5 separate regions of the Homo sapiens genome follow, and all the other regions are linked to region 4. A link is a loop called in an ENCODE intact Hi-C map of the cell type or tissue named here. Cell type or tissue: endothelial cell of umbilical vein. All regions are shown on one strand.

Region 1 (5,000 bases), 95 kb before region 4:
TACATGACATATCCAATTTTTAAATGTTGGTGACATTTAAAAAAACATAAAAACACTTTTTACGGACAAACAAGAATTTTTTTTTTCTGTTGTAAAGCAGCAAAAGCCTAAATGCAAATCCTTCTGGAGTACAATTACTGCTTAATCTGTTATCAACTTTTCCTACTCCAGTCTGCAGGAGAACATTCTAGCTCTCTTCTGAGAATTGGTTTTGTCTGAGAGAAAAGCAGGAATGCTGTAAATGCTTCCTGCTGCTTTCTCAGGTTAGGGTGGTTTATGACAGCTGTTGTTCAGTTCATGGACACATGGTCTAGTACGCTGATCTTCATTGTAATCTTTTTGTACATTCTCACCTTTAAAAAATCTGATAAAAAGACCACAGAGCCATGAAAGGTTCATAGAAGTCAGTAGAATTTTATTCAATGAAATCACTCGAAAGCTGTGTCATCTATGTTTACCCTTAAATTATAATTTTTTACATAAAAATTCAAAATTTGGGTGAAGATTAATATTCCTTGAAAATTTCCTTAGAATATACTGATTTGCTACTACATTTCATTTTTCCTACATTCAGCTAGATGACCACTTCATTTGGTGTCTCTCAGCCTTCTGCTGAGACATTTGAGTCCGAGTATATCCTCAGCATTAACAGTAAACCTACATAAAGAGGGCAGCCCAACAGCAAAACAAGAGTTGTATACCCTCGTGAGCAAAGAATAATAACAATAGGAATATTAATGTCAGTGATCAGAATAGTTATACTGCTACCATTTAATTTCTATCAAATATCATTCTAGTCACTCTGTACCCATTAATCCTCACAATATCTTTATTAAGTTGGTATGTTTATTCTCATTTTACAAATATGGAAACTGAGGGTCAGAGGGAAGAGGTAACTTGCTCAGAGCATCAAGACAGTGGTGAGAGAACCCATCATTAAAACAAGGACTATCTGGGTACCCCTTGAGGCTTCTGTTATCAAAAGGGCTTGGCCTCAATTCAACAACTATTTATCAATGATATCTCCATTCCTGGCCTTGGTTTGGGTTTAGGAATGCAATGATGAATACACAGTTCTTGCCCATGGAGACATTATACTGCAGTAGAGGAGACACAAATAGAAATATATTTTCAAAACAATGTGGTTGACAGGAGAGGTAAATACAATCTATTATGTAGGTTTTGAGAGGGAAGGCAAGCCCAGAATAGGGCCTAGGAAGGTTTGCTGTGGAGCATGATGCTGTACACTGAATCTTAGGAAAAAGTAAGAAGTCGGGAAAAGAAGTAGGGGAAGAGACTATTTATTCTAGGTAAGAAACATAAACAACATGAACAGCATAAACAGGCATGTGAGCAAGTGTGATGTTTTTAGCAAATCAAAAGAAGCTGAGCATCCATGTATGCTCAAGTTCAAGCTGGGGAGTAGCAGGAGCTGGGGTGCTTGCCTGTATCCCAGAAATGATAACATCAAAGTGTTACAAGGACAGGTTCGTATTAAAAAAAAAAAAAAAAAGCAGCCATGTGAAGGCTGGATTGGAGGGTACAGTTTAGAGAAGCTTTTAGGAGTCTTAGTTGTTAACTATATTGTTCTCAGCAACATTTTCCCAGAAGAGACCATTGTTTTGCTCACAGAGAACAATTAACTTGCCATTCTCACCAAGTGCAAATTGTTATGTACTAAATGAGACCAGAGTAGGACACACTGCCCTTGACACTGGCCAGCACTATGCAGGCATACATACAGTACCTCTTCTGAAGAAATAAAGATGGACGCACTGTCAGCAGAAATCACAAATTTATTAACTCTTAAATATATCAATCAGTCCTTTACCATTATGGCAAGAAATATATACAGTGTCCCATGGTAAACTGCAGTGTTTCAAAATGATAGAAGATAATAAATGTGTAATTCATTTGTGGTGGAGAGAACAAATCACAATTTCCTCACATCTTAGTGCGGAAGACAAACTTGATCTACAGTAATACTTCAACACCACATGCTAAGTTAAAAGTGTAAAAAAAACACTCTACATCTATTTTTTTTTCTTTAAATACATGTATGCCACGTATAGCTGCTTCACAAAAGGGTAAAAGAAATTAAAAAGAGAAAAATGAGGCCATTATTTTTTCACAGATCTCATTGGCAGGTTAACATGGCTCAATATATTTACTGTATATATTTATTTTAAATATATATGTTGTTTTAAATTGTGTAATAATTATCAGAAAAGCTTCAACCCATCTACCATACATCCACTAGCAATAATATCTAAGATGATTAGTAATCAACACAGAGAGGTGAGATGAGAGAAAAGAGGAAGGGTTGTTTTTGTTATTTTGTTTTTCTTTTTTGCTTCTGCTTTAAAAATAGGCTTCTGAGGACTGTGAATTACTATCGTTAAAATAACAATGATGGAGATTCCATGCACTGTAAAGCACTTCAGGGAAGAGAACAAAAATCACAGGAATTGAATCAACAAAGGAAAAATGAGAAGCACAAAGAAAACCTAGGACATTTCCCTTTTTGTTTTAAACTGGGAAATTCTAACTCCTTGGAGGAAGACAATGATACTCTGATTCAAGAGAGAAGCTAAAAAAGCACAAGTCACAAAGATCAAGTTCAAAACACTTATGAGAATGGCAAACATTTGTAAGCCTCTCTAACACTAGAAAACTAGCTAGTGATGATGCAGAAGTGACCCTTTCATTCCCCAAGGCGGAGGTGAGTGCGTTTGCATAAAACCCCCTCTGCTATCAAGTTGGTATCCTCCTGGCAACTGTCCCAATCAGTAAGACGTTGCAGTCACAGGAGGAACTTGCTTTTATCCTAACTTTAAACAATGCAAATACCTCCAACATAGTTAGGATACCTAAGTCCAAACTAGAGCTTAAGCAGAATTATAAACCTTTAAAATCTTGACAACATTTTTGTGGGCCCTGAAGATGATCAAAAGTGCTAGTATAGCTACCTTCAAAAGACTTTTATTTCCCTTTTACATTCATTATGCAAATTTCACTTCTATTCTTTTCTCACACACTACTAGCCAGCCTCCCCAAAAAAGGAAAAGGGAAAAAAGTAAGAAAAGAATGGAACAAAAGAAAAATAAGAAAGCAAACGAAAGGAACAAAGAAACAGGATAAAGAAAAGAGATCACAGATTTGAGAAAGAAAAACAATTCAATTCAGCAAATTCACCAAAACAATGTGAATATATCCTAAAGTGATTAAACTCAGAAATGATGTGAATTTTTCCAGTTTACACAGTTTGACCAAAAACAGCATGGCTTTATGTGGTAGCAAACCAACTGATTCTTGCTTCTACTTTCATAAGTGATTTTGCCCACATATCATCCCACTTTAATTGTTAATCAGCAAAACTTTCAATGAAAAATCATCCATTTTAACCAGGATCACACCAGGAAACTGAAGGTGTATTTTTTTTTTACCTTAAAAAAAAAAAAAAAAACCAAACAAACCAAAACAGATTAACAGCAAAGAGTTCTAAAAAATTTACATTTCTCTTACAACTGTCATTCAGAGAACAATAGTTCTTAAGTCTGTTAAATCTTGGCATTAACAGAGAAACTTGATGAAGAGTTGTACTTGGAATATTGTGGATTTTTTTTTTTGTCTAATCTCCCCCTATTGTTTTGCCAACAGTAATTTAAGTTTGTGTGGAACATCCCCGTAGTTGAAGTGTAAACAATGTATAGGAAGGAATATATGATAAGATGATGCATCACATATGCATTACATGTAGGACCTTCACAACTTCATGCACTCAGAAACATGCATGAAGAGGAGGAGAGGACGGCCCAGGGTCACCATCCAGGTGCCTTGAGAACAGAGAATGCAGAAGTGGCACTGTTGAAATTTAGCTGAAAGGAGAAAGGGGGAGGAAGAAATAAATTATATTGTTTTACAAAATATCATCAAATTGCTTTGCCATAGATTTGACTAGGCTACAGTTTTATAACTTGGCTAACAAATAGATTGAAAACACTATGTATAAGAGATGTTTGCTTGTGATCATTACAAGAAGAAACATACAATGTTACACAAAGAGAGTATTAAATTAGAAGATCAGTATTAATTATTTTTTCACACAAAGCTAAGCTAAAAATAAAGAGACAGAGACACAGTCTTCAGTCACATTATTAAATCTAAGTATACATCTTAAGCATTCCTGTTTACTGGACAAATTAGTAAATGAATATAATCCTTTTGTTGAAATAGACTTAAAATTCAAGTTCATCCTTAGCTTCTGTTATTATTGTTAGATTCCTTGGGAAATGAAACCTAGAAGTCAATTTAACAAGGAATATAGTCTCGAAAGTAGAGAGAACATGATTACTCTCTTTAATTGGAGATCTCCTTTGCTGAAAGCAACAGCTGGGAGCACTATTTGTTAAAAGCTCTGATAAGGTTTAGTTCTCTGAATGAGGCAAATATTCACAACAGCACCATACATATCTGAATGCTTGTAACCCAAGTCTAAGAAACAATTAATTAAAAACAACAACAAAAGCATGAAGTTAATTACAGTCAACTTTCAATTATCCTCTGGAATTACCCATTTTGTGAGTTTTAAATTTCAGCTTGACTTCCTCCTGTGGCCTGTCCTCATGGTCAAGTACCATTATACTCAGTCAGGCACAGCAAATTGATTTACACATTCGCCATAGCCAGCTGCTTACAGAACTGCAACCTCTTGAAAGAATGGTTAAGACACCAAAGGATTCTAAAGCTTAATATAAATTAAGTCCGGATAATTGAGAGTTATCTGAACTGACCCAGACATAATTTACTTTTGATGTGAAAACTTCAGGATTCTAACATGACACAATCCACATGTTGGAAAAAATTCTTTTCAGTGTTTATTACCTTTAAAATAAGGATTATGCTACCAAATAGGGCTGAATGTTAGATTCAAAAGCTCATGCAAAATTGCTATGAATTTTCAAAGACCTTGTGCGTTTTTCATTGAATATTATGCAATA
Region 2 (5,000 bases), 230 kb after region 4:
ATAAGGTATGATTGTTGAAATATTTGTTTTGTATGTTTTCCCCAGAATAATTTTAATCTTTCTTTTGAGGTTACCAAATTTAGCAAATAAAAATACAGGGCACCCCATTAAATCTGAATTTCAGATAAACAATAAATTATTTAGTATATGCCCATGTAATATTTGAGATACAATATACTTAAAATTATTGCATGGGACATATGGATGTTAAATAATTATTCACTGTCTGAAATCCAAATTTAACTTGGCATTCCTTATTTCATCTGGCATACTTACTTCCTTTTTATTATAGATTGAACCCTATGGATTTACTGTAGGAGACCAGAATATGCAGCCCCAAAGTGTGGATTTTTCACATTTTGCTGAAGACAATTAAGAAGAAGCAAATGCAGGAAAGCTTTCTGTCCTCCCTTTTTTTATTTTTAGTTTTTATTTGCTTAAAAGCGGTATATAGATTTATAAATACAAAAGGTTTGGACACTTATCATCTGAAATACCCAAGGGATCTACATTAGTAACCTTTACTGACTAGCCTTTATCCATCATTTATTTGCCTTTCCCCAAGTTGCTGACTATAGCGACTCAAAGTCTTTTTCCTTTGTCTTATTTCTCTAAAAAGTATACTGTTCTTTGTTGAAGATGCTATGTAAGCTGGGATTCAAAGCCACTCCTTTGAGAATTACTCATTCCCTGGGTGTCTCCTATGTATACGTGAAATATACATATTAATTTTTGTGTTGTTTTTCTTTTATCTGTCTTTCGGAACAGGGATCCTTTCCAATTAAGAATCTACGTGGCTTGTAGAAAAAAACCGCTACACCATGTTTACACATTTCTAGATCTAAATTTGGCAGAGAAATTAGGTCAAGGAAATAGACATATGTCCCTACATATAAAATTCATTAAAGCTTGACTTGGTGACTTTACAGTAAAATAGGATAAATTATTACCTGGTCTATATGAGTGAAATTCAGTCTATACATTTTCTTTCATCAAAAAAATAAGAGAAGAATAATATGTTTTATTTTCATAGTATTATATGTGTACTCAATCACACAATGCAGCAAGGATATTTTACAAATAAAATATAATTATCACATAATTTCATCAAAAACTAATTTAGTTTTTTAGAGATTAAAAAGTCAGATACCATTTCCATGCATTACTATTTTCATGTCTCTATTTTTTCTTTTTAATCCTAAATATTTGTAATAGCCTTACATTAACTACACAGAATCACTGCAGTTATTTATAGCTGGCCATTTTTTTGAATAAAACTAATTTTGTTTTTAGTTCTTGAAATGGAAGAAAAAGACGTGTTTCTGCAGTTTAAAAAATAGCACACTGTGAGTTAAATTAAAAACTTAAATCATAGAGTTTTGCAAAAGGGGTAACTATCTTATTAAGTCATATATAACTTGGAATAATTGTTATTTAAATGCACACAAAATGCATTTGATGTTAGATTTAATCAGGTAATTCCAGTAAGAATATGAATTTTGTAGGACATTAGAGAAATCTCTTAATTTTCCTTTATTACTCAAAAGTAATGACACCATGATTATTTTATGGATTTGATGAGCACCTATTCTGTTCTATGTAGTAAATTAGTCAAAATCTGTATTTTAATCTTGTTTCCTTCCTATAATTTCTATCAGGTAAATATTATAGCCTAGAGTTTTTAAAAACTGTTAGAAACTGGTGCTTAGAAATATTTATTAGTTCCTCTAAGTAACATATAAATAGTAAGTGGCCACCTCTGGTTCTGAAGCCAAAAAACTAAATTTATTGTATTTCTAAAATATTTTACTCACTTTCAAGTCAGGAAGAACTGATAATTTATCTTGGTTTTGGGATTTTTTTCTTATTCCCAATAAAAATAAATATTAAAATTTAATTAACATTGATATCCAACAACTTTTTTGTTGTAATGAATAATTTGGCTTGAGCTGTAGTACACTGAGAAGGGGACATGGATAATATCTAATCCTCTCTTGGTGGAAATGTTTTTGTAAGTTATACTAATTTTTCAATGTATTTGAAGAATACTGTCAGTCTTAGAGAATGAGCAAGATAATGTTGACCACTAGAGGGCTTGAAATTTGTGATCACCGTTAGTAATCTAGAAATACTGATGGACATTTCATTAAGGGCTTCTGGTAAATTTTGAAAAGAAATAGACACTTTGACTCCATGGATATTATATAAAGAACAAATGTTGTAGTTAAAATTAATTTTAATGTTTATGTTTATTGGAATGTTTACTTCTAAACAACTGTAGCATTAGGGTGGTTATTTTACAATTATTACTTGATAAATTTCCCAAAGCACCTTAGTGAAAGTGGAAGACAATATAATTAGGGTGAAGTACTAGAATGAACACGAGGGAGAGGCTCTTAGAATACCTACTCAGAAGAGAGGCCAACAGATGACTAGAAAAGACTCTCTGGAGATAAGAGAAAAGATGACAAAGAGGCAAAGAGAACCAACCAAAAAAAATTATTTTTTCCTTGAGTTAATTGGTAAATATTAGTAATGTGAAGCCAAGGGTAGAGAGACTGGGCTAAGTATTAATAATTATTGTAAAAGTGACATTTATTAGATGCTTACTACATGCCAGGACTCTGCTGACATTTACATGCATTAACTCATTGAAACATCAGAAAAACCTCATGATATTTATTATATTCTTATTATTTTACAAATAAGGAAACATCACATCTTCCCTTCATAGACCCTCATTCCTCCCCCTAAAAAAAAAAAAAAACCCAAAAACATTCAATGAGGGCTGTGGCAGACACAGTGCAGTTTTTCTAAAGCAGATGCAGTCTGTAGAGACTAAAGATTTGGAGCTTATTGAGTTTGAGATGTAGGACAAAGCAAAGGTACCTGGTGAGGATGCATTCTTTATAGGCTTTGGAAGAACTGAGTCAGTGCATTTAACAACATCTGAGAGTAAGAAGTTAAATGCCATTGAACAATATCTGATAGTTGGAAGATGGAAATTACATGTGGTCCAAAATCTTGTATGGGGGACAAGGGAAAGATAAAATGGTTAATGGATTACAATGTTAAATGACTAGGTATTTAAAGGCTTATCTAGGTCATAGATTCTTAAAGGCTATATACATGGGGAAATAAAGCAAAACACAACAGAAAGCAAACGCACGATGCACTAAATATGTGTTCTGTAACAATTTTTTGCTATAGCTAGTCATAAGGAAATCCTGTATTTTTGTTACTCCCTGAAGAGCTGAAAAGGAGGTAGAGGTCAAGTCATTGGCTTATGGAATGTTATCTTGAGAGAATTGTATATAAAAATGCACTTATGGTGGTTTTAAATGCAAGCACACTCAAGCTGAAACACACAATAATAGGTAACATACCTAGAGAAAAAAAATCTTTTAACGAGCAGGAAGTGACAGATGAAAGCATAGAATTAGCCATTGTCTTCAGCAAGATGTTGTTCACGCTGATTCCAATAAGCGTAATTATGTAACATTCTCCAGTAGTGTTCAACCACTTGAATGTAGGAACATATTAACAGTTAGTTGGATTTGACCAGTGTTTAGGTTTTGCCAGGGAAGAATAATTGAGGGAGAAAGAAAAAGGGGCATTAAGGACATTTGTTAGAAAGTAAAGCTGGGCACAATGGCTCATAATTGTAATCCCAACACTTTGGGAGGCCTAGGCAGGAGTATTGCTTCAGCCCAGGAGTTGAAGACCTGCCTAGGCAACACAGTGAGACCCCCATCTCCAGAAAAATAAGAAAATTAGCTGGGTGTGGTGGTGAGCACCTGTAGTCTAAAATATTCAGGAGGCTGAGGGGGGAGGAATGCTTGAGTCCAGAAAGGTGAGGTTACAGTGAGCTATGCTTATGCCTCTGCATTCCAGCCTGGGTGATAGAATGTGACTCAGTCTCTCTCTCTCTCTCTCAAAAAAAAAGTAGTTATATGATGGAAACATGAAAAACAAGCTGTACAAGTGACGTGAGGACACGAGGTAAGATGAATAAAGGAAAGTTATGGGGTTAATGAATTAGTGCTAGTAATGAACTGGTGAATTGCATGAGTAGAGTACTAGAGTAAGTAGGCTAGAAGAATAGGAAATGACAGAATGAGATGTTTAAAAGAGAAATTCAAAGATGGTACAGGGTGATGACAATGTCTAGATATGACACATGAGTGGGTCACGGAAGAGTGATAGAGGACAAGATTATTAGAGGTAAGGAAACAAAGGGATTGAGGTCAAGGTGTTGGGTCATCTAATTGGATTTTGAAGTAGATAGCCATGATGACAGAAAATATATAAATGAGTGAAGAGCAGTGACTCAGAGGTCCCTACGTTGCTTAACAAGAAGGGAATCCATAGTGGCAAAGAATGATAACGTGTGTTTCAAAAGACAGAGTTTTGAAGTGTGAAATAGGAGTGACAGTTTGGAAGTAGCAACAGGGAGCAGAGAGGACGCTACCTCAAGCTCTAAGCGTATGTAGTATGTAGCATATAAGAGGAAAATAATAGGCTGGGTGTGGTGGCTCACGCCTGTAATCCCAGCACTTTGGGAGGCCGAGGTGGGTGGATCACGAGGTCAGGAGTTCGAGACCAGCCTGGCCAACATGGTGAAACCCCGTCTCTACTAAAAATACAAAAAATTAGCCAGGCATGGTGACATGCACCTGTAATTCCCAGCTACTCGGGAGGCTGAGGCAGGAGAATCGCTTTAACCCAGGAGGCGGAGGTTGCAGTGAGCTGAGATGGCTCCACTGCATTCCAGCCTGGGCAACAGAGTGAAACTCCATCTCAGGGGGGAAAAAGAAGAAAAAATAAAGACATTTTCCACTTGAAGGGCTCTAGGGAAAGCAGGGTTTGCTGGAGTCAGGTTAATTTCAACAAGAATCTGAAGGAAATGTTCAATAAAAAGATTAAGGAAGTAGAGGAATTTTCTGATAACTGGAAACAAGCTTTGGTGGAAGGACTTGGATGACCAAGAATGTGGGAGA
Region 3 (5,000 bases), 270 kb before region 4:
TCTCCTGACCTCGTGACCCACCCACCTCGGCCTCCTAAAGTGCTGGGATTACAGGAGTGAGCCACTGCACCCGGCCAAACAGCATTTTAAGAGTTCAGCTGACTAGGGCTGAACAGTGGTTGATTCATCATTATTAAAGACATTTAAGAGGGTAAATGAAATCTTGGTGAGATTAACATAAAGGAAGAAGGCAGATGTGTGACTCAAGAGATGCCTTCTAACTTTGGTTTTGTTATTCTACAGTAGATTTTATGTATTTTTGTCTAATAATCATTTCCAAACTTATAAGAGTTGGATCACTATTCTAGCAAGACTTTAAAGATAAGGAGTTTATGTTTTCTTCCTCATGATGCAGTTAGCCTCAAAGAACTCTGTTTCATCCTGAGTATCACCCTAATCATTGTGTGCATTGAGTGGAGGGAGGAGAGCTCTAACCACAAATGCTGGTTTATATGGACAATGCAAGAAGGAATAAATACTTCCTACGTTTGTCCCACACTTGGAAAAAACCAGAAGATTCGCTCTCTTCCAAGGATTTATTAATACCAAATGTTCAAAAAAGAAGCAAAAAGAAAAACGTCATCTCATTTAAAAATAATTTGTCTGGAGACACCGAAAGGGCAATATTGCTTCTTGGGGGATATTCTGTGTTTATGATGGGGGCTTAAATGGTTCCAGGATAAGCCATGGCTTAGAGCACCTAACCCAGGCATATTTGCTATGTGTTTTACAGGCCCTGATCGGTGTTAGAATTCCCCCACTCCCACTGTAGTGCCAGAAGAGCATGTGGTTAAACTGTCTGGCCAAGAGGATGGATTTGACATCATGGTGTAGGAACTGTGCCATCCTCGAGATCTTAGTCCAGAGACTTATCTGTATTTATAACACACTGCTAATTACAGAGTAAGGCCATTGGTTAGGCACGGAAGACACTGAATGTACACATATCAACATGTGTAGGAGAGCAGCCCTCTAAAAAAAGCTCTAAAGCTTCAGTGTGTTTAAAAGTCTGGTGTTAATCAGCCCAACATCATGCCAGAAGTAGAACGTATTTTACAAAAGCAATTGGTCTTTTAGACAGTGTGAGTCTTTTGGGAAAGGGGACAAGTCAGGATGGGAGTTGCTTTTTAATAGTACATGTTTTTTGTTCTATAGACCATTTATCTTGCCATTTCTGCAGAAAATATGTCAACTAATTCACGAATACTTGTTTTTACTATGGCTGCCAAAATATCCTAAAATTTAAATGAATTTGGAATTCAGGTGTTATAAAAAGGATTGAAAGAAAGAGAAGGAGGGTTGGAGAGAAGGCAGCTGTTGTTTCAATTCTATTAATTTTAGAGGCAAGAAAAGGCTTTTTTTCCCCATTCACAAATTGGAGCCAGTTTACTGACACTAGTGGCTTTTAAAAATCCCAAACCTATAAAGTCAGATTTCAGTCTCCAAGCCCTTAAAATAAAATTTCTTTTATTCAGTCTATCAAGCCAAACTTTTGTATGTTAAATTGTATTCTTTTTCTTTGTCCTTGTTCATGGCTAACAGATTTAATGCTACCAGTATTTTTTCCAAATGAAGAATCAGTATACTTTGCTCAATATGTTAACAAATAAAAAGATTTTTTGAGGAGTTACAACAATAAATACGATTTTACTTTTGTTTCTCACATTTTCAGAAGGGTTTTACTCCCCTGCATGTAGCAGCCAAGTATGGAAGCCTGGATGTGGCAAAACTTCTCTTGCAACGCCGTGCTGCCGCAGATTCTGCAGGGAAGGTAAAGATTTTCTATACGTTATAATTATGTAACAGTGAAGGTGATAGATTAGGAGATCTGTAAAGACATTTTTCTCACTTCTCTGAAAGGAATGTGAGAGCAACTGATGAAACTATCCCAAATAGACATGGTGGCGATGTCTTCCATGACCGTCCAGGTACATACACACTGATTCAGAAAGCATTTTGAGCTGTGCCTCAAAGTCTTGTCACAACAGCCCCAGAAAGTCTCTATATTAAGAAGAATCCCTGCAATGTTAATGTAGTATTTCTTACATAGCAGTTTAGACCTTTTTACATTGTGACCCTCAAGATCCCCTTTGCTGGTGGTATGCTCATTTTCAATTTTAGTTATGTTTTTAATATGAAAATTATTAGGGATTTGTTTATTTTCGTTCTTTTTTCTATTGACTATATTAATTCATTAACATGAATTTAATCAATATCAGTTTCCAGGCATCCTGGTAGCTTCAGGGCAGCTAACCCTAATTTATTAATGCTGAAACTTAAACACACCCTTTACAGAACGGCCTTACCCCGCTCCATGTTGCTGCTCATTATGACAACCAGAAGGTGGCGCTGCTGTTACTGGAGAAGGGTGCTTCCCCTCATGCCACTGCCAAGGTGAGGACCACAGAAAAGGATTTACAGGCATAGGGTGTAACTATCGCCTGAAAACACATGAGAATTGTCTTTTAAACACATGGTATAGTATAACTGCGACTAGTCCTAGCGATAGTAGCTTTTGGTATTGACACCCTTTTTTTTCCCTTGTATTTCTGCCAGTTGCGTCTTGAAAATCTTTTTTAAGATTTTTTAAGAGTCAGCAAATATTAAGGGGATGTGCCTATAAACCAGTAGAGATGAATCTTATTGCTAACATTCTGTGTGTTAGAGAATGAAGTCTGAATTTTGAGAACTGAGAAATAAAGTCATTAACATATTTTCTCTTCTCTCCTATAAACCAAATGCTATGATGAAAATGTCCTTTTATACTCTCATTCTTTCCGACTTCAAACTTCTATTTGTTTCTTTGTCTTTTTTTTTAATGTTTTACCTGTGTTAACTGTAGCATGGATCCCTCTAAGTCCCTAGATTCAGAGGTGGTGGGAGGATGCCTTTTTGGTGTATATCTAGCACCAAATTCCGAAACAGCTCCAACTAAGACTTGTACTTACGGACAGGGCATTTCCCACCATTCTAGTTGGCCCCTTATTACACTGAAAATATATATGAATGTCGTATAATGCATAAAGTCCTCATTGCGTCTTTCGTTCATTAATTAAGCACAGCTATTTTGAGAACACATCAGGGTTTATTTAAAAAATATTGATTGTAATGGGAAAATATTTATGCTATATTAGACAATATAATAAAAAAACTGCCACCATTTATTTGCCAAACACTATGCCGAGCACTTTACAGGCAATATCTCATAATAACCCCATGAGACTGGTATTCTAATGATCTCCGTTTTGCAGATGAGAAGGTGAGATTTAAGTAGGTTAATTTTCCAAAGTCATATGAATAATAAGTGTTAGAGCTTGTACCTGTGTTTGACCTCAGGCAGACTGACTTTAGAGCCGGTGCTCTTAACCACTAGGTCCTTTGTGCCCCAAAGCAATAGAGGGAGATTTATTCCACTTCTGTTATACAAATATATACATATATACTCATATGCCTATTTAAATTTTATACATATTATAAATAAAAAATAGGATATATACATAAAATATGTTCTGTATAATATATATTTTATATATAAATATATTATATATATCATAAATATATAACTTTGTACACATACATACATATACATCTACATATATTTATATCTTTTTGATGCCAATAAACAGTTTATAATAAAGTACTTGAACTGTCAAAAGAGGGTGCCAAATGTTCATAATTATCCACACTGTTCTTACTCCTCTTTTTTCTACAACCTCATCAATTCAGCACATATTTTATGTCTTTCTTTACACTAGATTATAAGCTACTAGAGGAGTGTTCATATCATATTCATTTGCATATCTATGAGGTGTTTAATAACATATGTGAGTTCCCAATAAATTTGGATGAAAGAATGAAGATTGAGCAACTATGGAATAAAAATATACCTGCTCACTTAACATACCAGCATTTTTTTTTTCATTAGCTTTCCAGGCTGACCATTCTCAACATAGATACAAAAGACTTCATTAGTACTCATGAGTACTTTCGTTGAACTCTTACAATGTGCAAAGAAAGGATTATAGGTACTCAATGGGAGGTAAAATTGTAAAACGTGTGTTCTCTTTCCACAAGGGACTCTCAATCTACTTGTAAGAGAAGACCTAGATTATAAAATAATGTGTATAGTTTTCCTAAGGAGATAAACATAGCCTTGATTTCTAGCCTCTACCTTGTATGGTCCTTAATCTTAGGCATGCACGTACCGAGTTCAGAAGATGACATAAAGCATTTGTCTACTCCAGAGTCCACAGTAGGATGGGTATTCTGGGAATGCCTCTCTAGTGTCTTTCACTTATCTGCCCCAGCCTGTCAATGAACATGAGCCCTTCATCTTTGGGGCCACTCCTAGAGGGCTCCAGATGGTAAGATCCCCACTGTAGTCTCCACTTTAGACTCTCTTTCTGCTCATTATAATGTCTCCTCTCCTTAATACACACGGTCCTTTGGCCACGAGAACTTTGCTTCTTTCCACCAGAGTCCAGAACCTTCTCTTAGTCTTTATTGGGAGTGCTGCAATTATTTGAGTCCAAAAATGTTTCCTCTTTGTGGAGTAAGAGGGCTTTTCAGATCTTGTAGGTTGAGTATCTACCAGGCAAACCTCCTCCATTGCCAGAATTGACACCTTCTTTGATGATCGCTTATGTTGTTTTGCTAAAATATCCCTGTACCTAACCTTAGTAGAGCCCATGCTGTAGGCAGTGGGGTAACTAAGACTAAAGAAACACATTGTAGCAAAAAGAAGTTGACTAAACTTATTTGGTCCACAAAAATCTGTGTGTCCTTTTTTTCAATAGAGTCTATGGACACAAATACAGTATTTTGAAGCATCTGGGACCTCTGATCAGACCCTGAAAAGGCTTCCAAGCTGAATTTCCTTCAGTTGCTTCAGGAGAAACATTGTTTGTCAAAAATGAAAGATACTTATTCTTGCTTGGAGAAATGGGGACAGAGTAGATAATGTAGGGTTGTGTGAGGATCAAGATTTGATGATAGCTCAT
Region 4 (5,000 bases):
AGCTCATTTCTGTCCTTTCCCAGAATCAGAATAAGAATGGAGAGCAAAAGTACTTTCCCTGCCTTAAAGAAATCTGGTGGGGAATGCAGCAAGTTATTTCTTTTGCTAGTAAGCCTCCCTAAAAATCATCTGCTTAAGTTTTTAATTAGTGACGTTAGCTCATACGTCAGAGAATATATTTTTCTTCACAGCCCATGTCCTATTAAAGTTCCAGTCTTTGAAGTGCTCACCTGATTCCAGATGTTTAGAGAAGTCCTGTATTACGATTCCACAAAAAATATCTTTAAAGTTATGGAAGAGGATTCACATTTTTTAATACTTGGCTTTTAAAGTCCACTTATGGTTATATAACATGGAGTAAAATGTTTCAAATAATAAATTTATAGAAGTGTCTGAAAAAAAATTGCACAAATGATGTGCATGTTCATATATGTTCACTTAAAAGGAAAGTAGTGCTGTGGGTTCTGAGAGGTAACAAAAGGGGCTCTGTCTGTAAATGGCCAGTAAAGAATTTTTGAGGTGACTGTAAAATACATGAATTTTCAAAGAAACACACTGCTTTTGCTTTATACTAATGGGTACATTTGGTAAGTGTTAGCAGATATACAGTCCGATCTTGGCTCTTCAGAAGAAAATGCCCTTAACCATACCTTTGCTTTTGATATTTAAAACTCTCAGAATTAAATGAAATCAAAAGATTGCAGAAAACTAAGGCAATGTTTTGCTTATAAATCACATCTTCATGTAATTGGTTTAGAGATATAGTCTTCTAGAACATTAAGTGACTGGAAATATGGATTTATAATTTTTTTTATAACCAGAAAAGTCTGCACGTGAGAAATAAGTCTAGGTCCTCTCACTAAACACACATAGTTTTAGACATTCTAAATTATCCTTTGTCACCTTTGTCCTAATGCCTAGAAAATGCTGAGTTTGAAAGAATCAAAACTATATACAGTGCTCACATTTACTATTTTACTCATCCAGTAGTTTTTCTTTTCGATTTCTAGGCTTCACTATTTTTCTGAAATTCCACAGGTAAAACTAGAGTGCTGGGAAATGGAGACGGAAAATTAATGAAAAAGTACTCCCCTTGTGAGCTATTTCATTTCTAAATGATCTAAAAATTCTCTGTCCTCAAGGGTATCAGAAGCTGAGTGAAGTCTTAAGGGTATCAGTAGGCATTCAAATGAGAATATGTATATAGGGATATCCATATATATTTGCTACATAAATATTATTTGATGATTAAATTTGTTTTGCTTTCTTTACATCTGTAGTTTTAGAAGACACTATTATCTTGGTCTTTAGGAATATAAATAAATAAAAAACTAAGAGGCCTCAGTGTCCTCAGAATTCCTAGGACTAATGTTAAGGGAAAGAGAATGTCAGAATTCAAAATGAGGTTCTTTAGCACATAATCGTTTAGGCTAAAACTTCACCTAATAACTTTATCTCTACACACTTTATAATTTTACTAAGTATTTACATAATATTGGGTATATATCACATGAATATAAAATGTTTGATCAATGTACACAGAACAAATTTAGAGTGAAGATCATCAAACCCTACTGAAAGTCACATTAATGCTATATCCATCCTTACAAGGAAAGAAATATAGCATCCTATTTATTGTTAATGTTGGGAAGTTATTTCTATCTGGATAAATCAAGATTTATATGTCTCAAGTGTGTGTTAGAGATGAAATAAGAGAGACTGTGGTGAGGGAAAGTTCCTGAGTAACGTGCTGGAATAAGTCCACACAACTTTATTGCTCATATTTTTGCCTTTACAGGCATAATTGCAGCTGAACAGTCATTAGGAACTGTGTGGTGGTTTATCTTCTTCAACCGCATTACTCACCTTCAGGTCCCGATGGACCACGCCCATCTGATGGCAGTGTAGCACAGCCTCCAGGATCTGCTGAATGCAATGACTGCATGCAAACACCAGGGGGCGTGTGTTAGTTCCAAGCTTACACTCACTGTCTGTATACCCTCAGAGAGACTGGGTTAAAGTGCAGAGCTAGCAGACAACTGGGGTTGTATTGTACCACCTTCAGTCATGTAAACATATTGCTCAAGTAGAGTGACTACTACCTCAGAACAATCAGATCTTACCAGATGTGAGCCAGAATGTGGGTCCATTTGTTCTAGAAAAATCCATTTTGAAAACACTTTATGTCATTCAAGAGATCATTTCCTGGTTATAAATTCTTCCAGGAAATAAAGTGGAACACAAATATAATCTTTATAGCTGTGGTGTTCCGCCTCCACCCCGTCACATAAATTGTTTCCCTTTTCTCTCCCATTTTTCCAGTATTGTTCTAAAAGCTGTCACATTAACAGTCAGGGCACCACTAAGGTTAAATTAAGATACCTAATGAATTTTTGATAAATCATTAACTTCTTGTGCTTTAATTTAGCTGGCAATTAATATCTCTTGCCTAAGGGTTCATCAGACTCAAATGGAGCAATGCGTAACCAGTTGTTCTGCTACAGCAACCCATGGTCTCAGAACAGAAGTGGTGTTTAAAATCTACAGGCGGACATACATCACAGGCCAAGTTTATCTCCAGGCAAATGCTGGGCAATTCAAGAAAGCCTGCTCCTCAATCCCTTTTGGTAGGTAGTTTACTGCTTGGAAACTTAGCAGGTTGTATTCTTTAGTATTCTTCCCTTTTTGCTATGATGTATATTTAGCCTGTAGATGAGCAAACTGGAAGAGGCATCATGCATTATCATTTCATCATTTACTCATTTTAGAAACAAGTTGGGAAAGGCAAGGGAACCATTTTAAATACCCACCCTCTGCCCTTTCCCCAGAAAAAAAAATAAAACTGCTTTGATTCAGATTTATGGACTCCATATACTGACCTTCAGGTCCCTGTGAACTATGCCATTTAGGTGACAATGATTAACACTTTCTAGAATCTGCTGTATACAATGACTGCAAAGATACAAGGGCAGAATGGAAGGGAGAACATTTTAAAGGCACATAATCACATTGAATATGAAATAAAATGAAAGTCCCAATGAAACAAACAAACAAACAAAAATTATATTTCTTCACTTTTTTTAGCTTTACGTTGGAATCAAATAAAGCTGAATAAAGCTAATTTTGGTTCTAACAAAAATGACATCCAACATAGACTTTGTGACATGTTCAGACAAAACAATTTGAGTTGTGTTGTTTTCATTGTAAGTGTACAAATTAAATAATATGTATAAGAAGGTAAAATCTCCATATTTAGAAAGAAAAATTTATAAAGAATTCCCATAATGTTCTGGGAAAATTCTTCAGAGATATAAAATTTCCAGGTATTTCTTATACACATCTAAACTGTTTAAAATCTGAGGTCACAATTAAACAGGTGTTGAAACAAGAGGGTAAACACAGATGAAGTGGCAGGTGAAACAAGGGTCAAAAAAAATGGAGGGACACATTTACCATTTCGCCTTAGAAGCGTTGCTTTTTGTAAAGTATATAACAGGAAAACAAATGCAAGTCTCCAACAATAAAGGGAGAATTTAAAGTAAACTCATGAATAAAATAAACCCCTCTTTAGTGTAAGAATACTTTGGGGAAGAGCTAGGGAGCTTTCAAAGAATAAATAAATACAAATTTACAATCCCCTGGAGCATTGGTAATTATTAAACCCACTTCCATACACTTCAGTGAAGAAAAACTTTTGCTTCATACTATATCAAAATGCACATTTTATGCTATTCTTATTAAGGGTTCACTGATATCAAATGGGACTGCTAATTAGAGAGGAGAAATCCTTGTTTGGCACCTATAAGGTCCTGTGAACTGTCATCTGACATATAATAATGCAGAACACATCACACTGATGAATTTTGTATAAGTTCACTGTGCAATTCAAATGCAAGTACATCCTGAACTACATTTATTCATTGAAAGATGAAGCAAACATTTTAATAAGGACATTTTCAACCACTTAATGTATAAAATAATATTATTCTAAAGAAAAATCTTGAATTTAAAAAAGTAATCACCATCTGATTTATTACAATGTAAATATTTTAAAAATTGATCATGACTATGATTTTCTAGCTCTTTTATTAACAATACCACTAAAAGCGTCTCACATTCATTGCTGTTGACTACATTGTTTATTTGAGTATTGGTCATTATTTTTAAACCATAGGAATCTTTTTTCTTTTACAATAATGTTCACTTTGCACTACTCTTTAAGAATATTTCTCTTCCTGTTCTCAAACAACAAGCATAAATTATTGAATCTTGGGAATAACAGAAGATAAAGAAGTAAACAATAACACATACTAAATGGACTTCACCATTTTTTTTACTAGTGAGAATGGATTCAATTCTTAAATTTTTGAGAACTAGTAAAAAATTTTTACAATTTTTTGACAATCAAATAGCCTCTTTTGAGACAGGGTCTCACTCTGTCGCCCAGGCTGGAGTGCAGTGGCATGATCTCTGCAGCCTCCACCTCCCAGGTTCAAGTGATTCTCCTGCCTCAGCCTCCTGATTATCTGGGACTACAGGTGCATGCTGCCACACCTGGCTAAGTTTTGTATTTTCAGCAGAGACAGGGTTTCACCATGTTGCCCAGGCTGGTCTCGAACTCCTGGGCTCAAGCAATCCTCCCACCTTGGCCTCCCAAAGTTCTGGGATTATAGGAGTGGGCCACCACATCTGACTGAGAAATAGCCTCTTTATGTATTTAGAAGGGAATGTTCCTTCTCTTTGATTTTATCGGAGAGCTTTCATAAAAAATATCTTAGAGCTCTTTAGCAGTAAAAATAGTCTCTATTTTAATTTCAACCAGTATTTTTCAAACCAAGTAACAGCCTGCTTAACATAACTTTGAAGGGTAACATTAATGAAATTCCCTAGTTTAGTACCTTGATTAAAAGTATTACTGTTTCTTGGCAAGTGGCCAAATAGCTACTTCCAGAGGTTCCCCATGGCCCCTTTCAGGACCCTAATGTGGGGATTTGGGGTAA
Region 5 (5,000 bases), 79 kb before region 4:
TCTTGCATTGAGATATTGAACTTTATATAATTATTTGCATTTTCTCACTTTTCTGCTTGACAAACTCTACAAAAGGATGCCGACACTGTGACTGGCCTTTGTTTTTAGACAAATGGCCTTTAGTAAACTCTACAAATTGAAGAAGTGACATATGAATCAATACTGTAGATGTAGGCAGATAATAAGATGAAAGCCTCCAGGTATAGCTGTCAAACCCAACACCAATCATGATTTGTTTCTATTCCTAGCCCATAATTGGTGAAATTATTAATAGTGGTTTGGCTCAAATCCTATCTATTCAGTGAATTTGTTTCTACTGACATCTGCCTCAAGTGTTCTTTCTCTTTTTTGAAAGCCTGCAGCATCTGTATCACTCGGCAATTATGCATATGCTATCTCTTGATACCTTCTTTAGTTTAAAACACATTATTACTTGTTTTAAATTGTTATTAAACTTTCTGTACTGTGTAATGTGTCTTCCTTGTTAACTTAAAAGCTTCCCGAGGGCAAAGAACATTTTATTTTCTTGTATAGCCTAAAAAGCTTTGTTCAGTGTCTTTTATGGAATAGATGCTCAATGTTTGTGAATTTAATCAATTGAGACTAATAAACTTTTCTTGATTTCAGAACACTGTTCTCTTATTTATAAAATTACTGCATGAAATATTTTAGAAATCAAATTTTACTGGATTTTAAGAATATTGCGATATTCCCTTAAAATCACTGAACATAGACTGGGAATCACAAAATGTTACTTCCCATCTTATCTTACTGAGGTAGTGAGGCTATTGATCACGAAGAAAGCTGACCTCAGGTTTTATTCTTTATTGACTAAAGAAACCAGTTTGCATTTTTTATGAATCTGATCTTCATCAAGCAGATTTTAACCACAAGCTTAAATGCTTACTTTCACTCTGAAACTTCAGGTTACCTAGGTGATGACATTATTTAAAAATAAATTTTCTATAAACCACATTTTACTTCATCGAGACTATATGAGACTATATCATAACAAATACAAGTAATAAACTATCCTATAAAATGTGATTAAGTTAGTCCATAATATGGTTGCTAACAATGTCAAGGTCTATAATATTAAAAAATCACTATATGGGTTAGAATTCATATTTAGTTACATAATTACTTTTCATTTATATAAAGTAATATAACACAGCTCCTACAGAAGTCCAAAACATTTCTTGCCCTTGCTCATTTGATTGATGAATATCAATAATACATTCAACAGCAAAACATAGTGACAGAAGTGGTATCAGGGCATGATTTTGTAATAAGGATCCTGCCAGTGACACATTTTAGCTTAATTCAGTTAGGCAATAGGTGATTCATCTGTCTGTGCCCTCAACAGTATGAACATTTGGCAAAAGCTAATGACAGCTGACCCGATTCTGGAATATAAGGGATACGGGTGAGGAGGATCTCAGAAAATGAGATTATAAAAATGTGGCCACCAAAACTTCTCTCTCACATGAAATCCTCATTTCAAACTAACAGATTTTTTTTTTTGGTCTGATATACAGCTGATAGGAAAAACTACAGTTTAGAAAACATGGCCAATTTGAAATGAGCATAAGATCAACGTCCTTCGTGGAGCTTCATTAGGGTAGGCTTCAGTTTATAGAGTGTGAAGAGTTTAGGATCACTTCCTAAAGTTTCTGAAAGTCTCTGCACTGCCTCACAAGCATAATATGGAATTAGAATCATCGGGTGTATATGGCCATCTTTTACTTTCTGAACCACTGTGGAAATACGCATTCACTCTTAAGTATTTTGCATGCCACAACTGGCTTAAGGGTTGTCCTGCATAAACAAAGCAACACAAATTGCCTTCTCTCACTTCTTATGCTTAGAAACGATGGTGCTTTTGCTGGCAGGACAACAAATGGGAATTAGCCAGGATGCTTCTGTGCTGTATCACCATAAAAACAATGTGACTCGTTTGGCTTAGGAGGGGCCTGGAACTCAGGAATCTTTAGAGTGCTTATTTCACTGGGGCAAAGGAGCTTGAGTGAGTCACAGGCGGCACATGACAGCTGACTCTTTAAAGGAAAGCAGAAGGCTGGAAATGAATCATTTGTATATAGTAGTCAGCTTGTTGTTGGAACTGTTGCCACAAGCCCAGCATCTGACCTAGAGGAAGAGCGAGGGTTTGGTGTTAGCTAGCTCTACTCTCAATCAGCAGTGAGGTTGAGGAACAGTTACTGTGTCAGTGGCTTGGACAGACAAGTTGTGTGGGGAGGGGGTCCATTCTCATCTGGCCTTCCCTCTTCCTGAACACCAAGTAATAAATAACCACTCCAAAAGTCAAAGTGGAGAGCTTGTGATGTGTCCCTAATTATACCACGATGAATGCAGAATGTACCAGTAAGGTGTTCCCTGAATACCAGAAGCTTCTTCCACTCCAGAGCTAGCCATTTAATCGCAGGAAGCTGTTTACCTACTAGGTTTATTTCTAGAACTGAAGTGCTCAAGCCTATACTCATAGGACACAAAGTACTTTCTGGCGATTTCTAGATTCTTAGGAAAAGGAAAAAGAGAAAACCAAGTGGGAGAGATGTTCCAGGTTCTGAGTGGAATTACTTTCCATGCAATTATGCACAAAGAATTGGGAACATTTTCCCTTTCAAATTCATATATTTTTGGCTCTTGTTCTAAGAGGCCTGGAAGAGTAAGATAAGGGTGTGAATGATCCCAGTGTTTGAAAACAAAATAAAACCCAAGAACTGAGAGTAACTACATAATAAAACAACTTACAGATTTCAACATTTCCTCAAACATTAGATTTGGTTACTATAACAATACTCAGGAATGCAGTGATTATTTCTTGGTTTAACAGATAAATAAAGGGATTATGCGCATTGCCCAAAGGTATGGAGTTTGCTGATCACTCCTTCCCACCTTCTTGTCTTGGAACACTCTCCTTTTACTTAACTCTCTTGCTTTTCTACATGTTCTCATTCTCATTTGCCATGTTATCCTTCTCTACCTGGATATTAAATGCTTCAATTCCTTCTAAAGACTCAATTTGAGTCCCTCTCCTTATCTCATGCTGCATCCCTAAAGTCCTGTGTACACCAGTGTTTTAAATAGTCATCTATATTCCAATGACTCCCAAATTGTTAACCTCCTTTCTAGACTCTTCCTTCAGATCTATGTGTCAAGGCTATTTTTGAGCCTCCATTTGGGTATCTCAAATGGACCTCAAACCCAACATATACTGAACTGAGCTTAAGAACTTCCACCACTACAAGCCTGCTTGCTCTTCCATGGATCCCCATTTTGGTGAATGGCAAGATCATCTCTCAGTTGCATAAGCCAGAAAGAAACCTGAGGATCATATTTGACTCCCTAAATCCAGCACCTCAAGCCAATCCATTAAGTTCTGTTGAATTTGCCTTCCTCTTCTTTTTGACTTTTTTTCCTCTTCACCCCCACTCTCTCTGGGTATAAGCACCCATCATTTCTTGTCCAGGCTCTGTAACAGCCCTCTGATTTAGTGTTTCTGCAACCAATTTTGCTCTTCACTATTCTGTTCTCTACAATGCAACCACCTCTCTCTCTCTCTTTCTTTTTTTTAAATGCCTATCTCTTCAGATAACCTTCTATTTGAACTCTTCTAAAACCTTCTCACTGCTCTCAGGATAGGTACCTGAAGAGAGACTACAAAACCTTGCGTAATCTGGACTCTGCCCATCTCATTAGACTCATTCAGACTCTTTGACTTTATCTTCTCCAATCCACTCTTGCTCCTTTGTTTTACCAATTCAAAATGGACATTCTGCCTCCTATTACCAGCCCTTTATATGTACTGTCTTCTCTTCTTGGAAAACTGCACCCCCCCCATTTTGCTCCTACTTCTTTTATCAGATCTCAATTCAACTATTATTTCTTCAAAAATGCCTTCCCTGGGCCAGGCGCGGTGGCTCATGCCTGTAATCTCAGCACTTGGAGAGGCCGAGGCGGGTGGATCACGAGGTCAAGAGACCATCCTGGCCAACATGGTGAAACCCCGTCTCTGCTAAAAGTACAAACCTTAGCTAGGTGTGGTGGCACGCACATGTAGTCCCAGCTACTCGGGAGACTGAGGCAGGAGAATCACTTGAACCCGGTAGGTGGAGGTTGCAGTGAGCTGAGATTGCACCATTGCACTCCAGCCTGGTGACAGAGCGAGACTTTGTCTCAAAAAAAAGAAAAAAAAAAAAAAGTCTTCCCTGAGCCTCATGTTAGGTCAGGTCCCCGCGATGTTATGAATTCATACATAGCTGGCACCTGATTTTTAAAAGCACTTAGTACACTTGTATTTACATATTTATTTGCATGTAACCGATTAATCAGTTTTCTCTATTACTCTAGAAGGGTGGTACTGCACCATTGCATCTCTAGCAGATAACACAGTGCATGGCATATAGGAAATGTTTAATAAGTATTTGAATGAATAGTAGGTCCAGAACAAACTCAATTGGTTTCGATTCCCAATCCAATGACCTTTTTAAAATATATGATGGTACATTATTTGGTGATAACCAGACAGCCTTTAAGAAATATAAAATTGACAAATGGAAATAATTTAAGTATAAAGTAGTATGTCTTATCGTTTATTGACAATGACAGAAAACACTTTTTGACTTGTCTAAAACTGATCATCGAACTCCTTTGTTTTCCTGACTTACTCATTTTTGCTAATGAAACCACAATTTTGCCAGTCTCCCAGCTCAAAACCTGGGGTTTCTTCTGGATTCAATTCTTTCTTTGTTTCCATATCCAATCCTCCATGGATCATTCTTTTTCCTTAGCACTTCTGATGATGTTTCCCAGGATACATCCTTAGCCTCTTAATTATTTCATTTGGTTACTCTTGGCAATCTCATTCACTCCTCTGGCTCTGACCGCATGCTGAAGACTGCCAATTCTCTATCTCGGAGACCTTAAATCTTTCTAGGCTCCATGCTCATATTTCTAACTGCATTCTAAACATCTGAATT

What was found. Hi-C counts contacts between places; a loop is a spot of excess contacts. Peaks named below come from ENCODE experiments on the same cell type or tissue, not always from the same donor. Only the 100,000 strongest peaks of a DNase experiment are listed, where the experiment ranks them.
Region 1: a loop joins it to region 4, with 5 times the contacts of the local background. A loop is called at or near these places in 11 of 110 quality-filtered maps.
Region 2: it touches region 4 in a loop (8-fold over the local background); 3 of 110 quality-filtered maps call a loop at or near these places.
Region 3: it touches region 4 in a loop (2.1-fold over the local background); 2 of 110 quality-filtered maps call a loop at or near these places.
Region 5: it touches region 4 in a loop (2.0-fold over the local background); 10 of 110 quality-filtered maps call a loop at or near these places.

The regions. Positions count from the first base shown.
Region 1 is chr4:113,450,638-113,455,637 of GRCh38, forward strand. It overlaps CAMK2D (calcium/calmodulin dependent protein kinase II delta), which reads right to left. Exons shown (of 21, transcript NM_001321571.2): 21 at 395-3,878. Among named protein-coding and RNA genes, the nearest start is that of MIR8082, 300 kb to the left of the region's middle. RefSeq lists an enhancer at 1,652-2,199. In endothelial cell of umbilical vein, no CTCF peak of the experiment used is centred here; a DNase peak (open chromatin) is centred at 2,714; H3K27ac peaks cover 1,240 bases.
Region 2 is chr4:113,779,559-113,784,558 of GRCh38, forward strand. No RefSeq gene overlaps it. Among named protein-coding and RNA genes, the nearest start is that of CAMK2D, 20 kb to the left of the region's middle. In endothelial cell of umbilical vein, a CTCF peak has its summit at 2,069 (motif pointing right); a DNase peak (open chromatin) is centred at 2,103; H3K27ac peaks cover 3 bases.
Region 3 is chr4:113,276,165-113,281,164 of GRCh38, forward strand. ANK2 (ankyrin 2) reads left to right here. Exons shown (of 46, transcript NM_001148.6): 16 at 1,673-1,771; 17 at 2,296-2,394. Among named protein-coding and RNA genes, the nearest start is that of MIR8082, 130 kb to the left of the region's middle. RefSeq lists a silencer at 2,239-2,413. In endothelial cell of umbilical vein, a CTCF peak has its summit at 2,355 (motif pointing right); a DNase peak (open chromatin) is centred at 2,367; H3K27me3 peaks cover 1,307 bases.
Region 4 is chr4:113,545,778-113,550,777 of GRCh38, forward strand. CAMK2D (calcium/calmodulin dependent protein kinase II delta) reads right to left here. Exons shown (of 21, transcript NM_001321571.2): 6 at 1,867-1,939. Among named protein-coding and RNA genes, the nearest start is that of CAMK2D, 210 kb to the right of the region's middle. RefSeq lists silencers at 1,866-2,035, 2,046-2,135. In endothelial cell of umbilical vein, a CTCF peak has its summit at 1,955 (motif pointing right); a DNase peak (open chromatin) is centred at 2,004; H3K27ac peaks cover 292 bases.
Region 5 is chr4:113,466,438-113,471,437 of GRCh38, forward strand. The region is part of intron 16 of CAMK2D (calcium/calmodulin dependent protein kinase II delta); the gene reads right to left. Among named protein-coding and RNA genes, the nearest start is that of CAMK2D, 290 kb to the right of the region's middle. In endothelial cell of umbilical vein, no CTCF peak of the experiment used is centred here; DNase peaks (open chromatin) are centred at 1,354, 1,984 and 2,704; H3K27ac peaks cover 2,913 bases.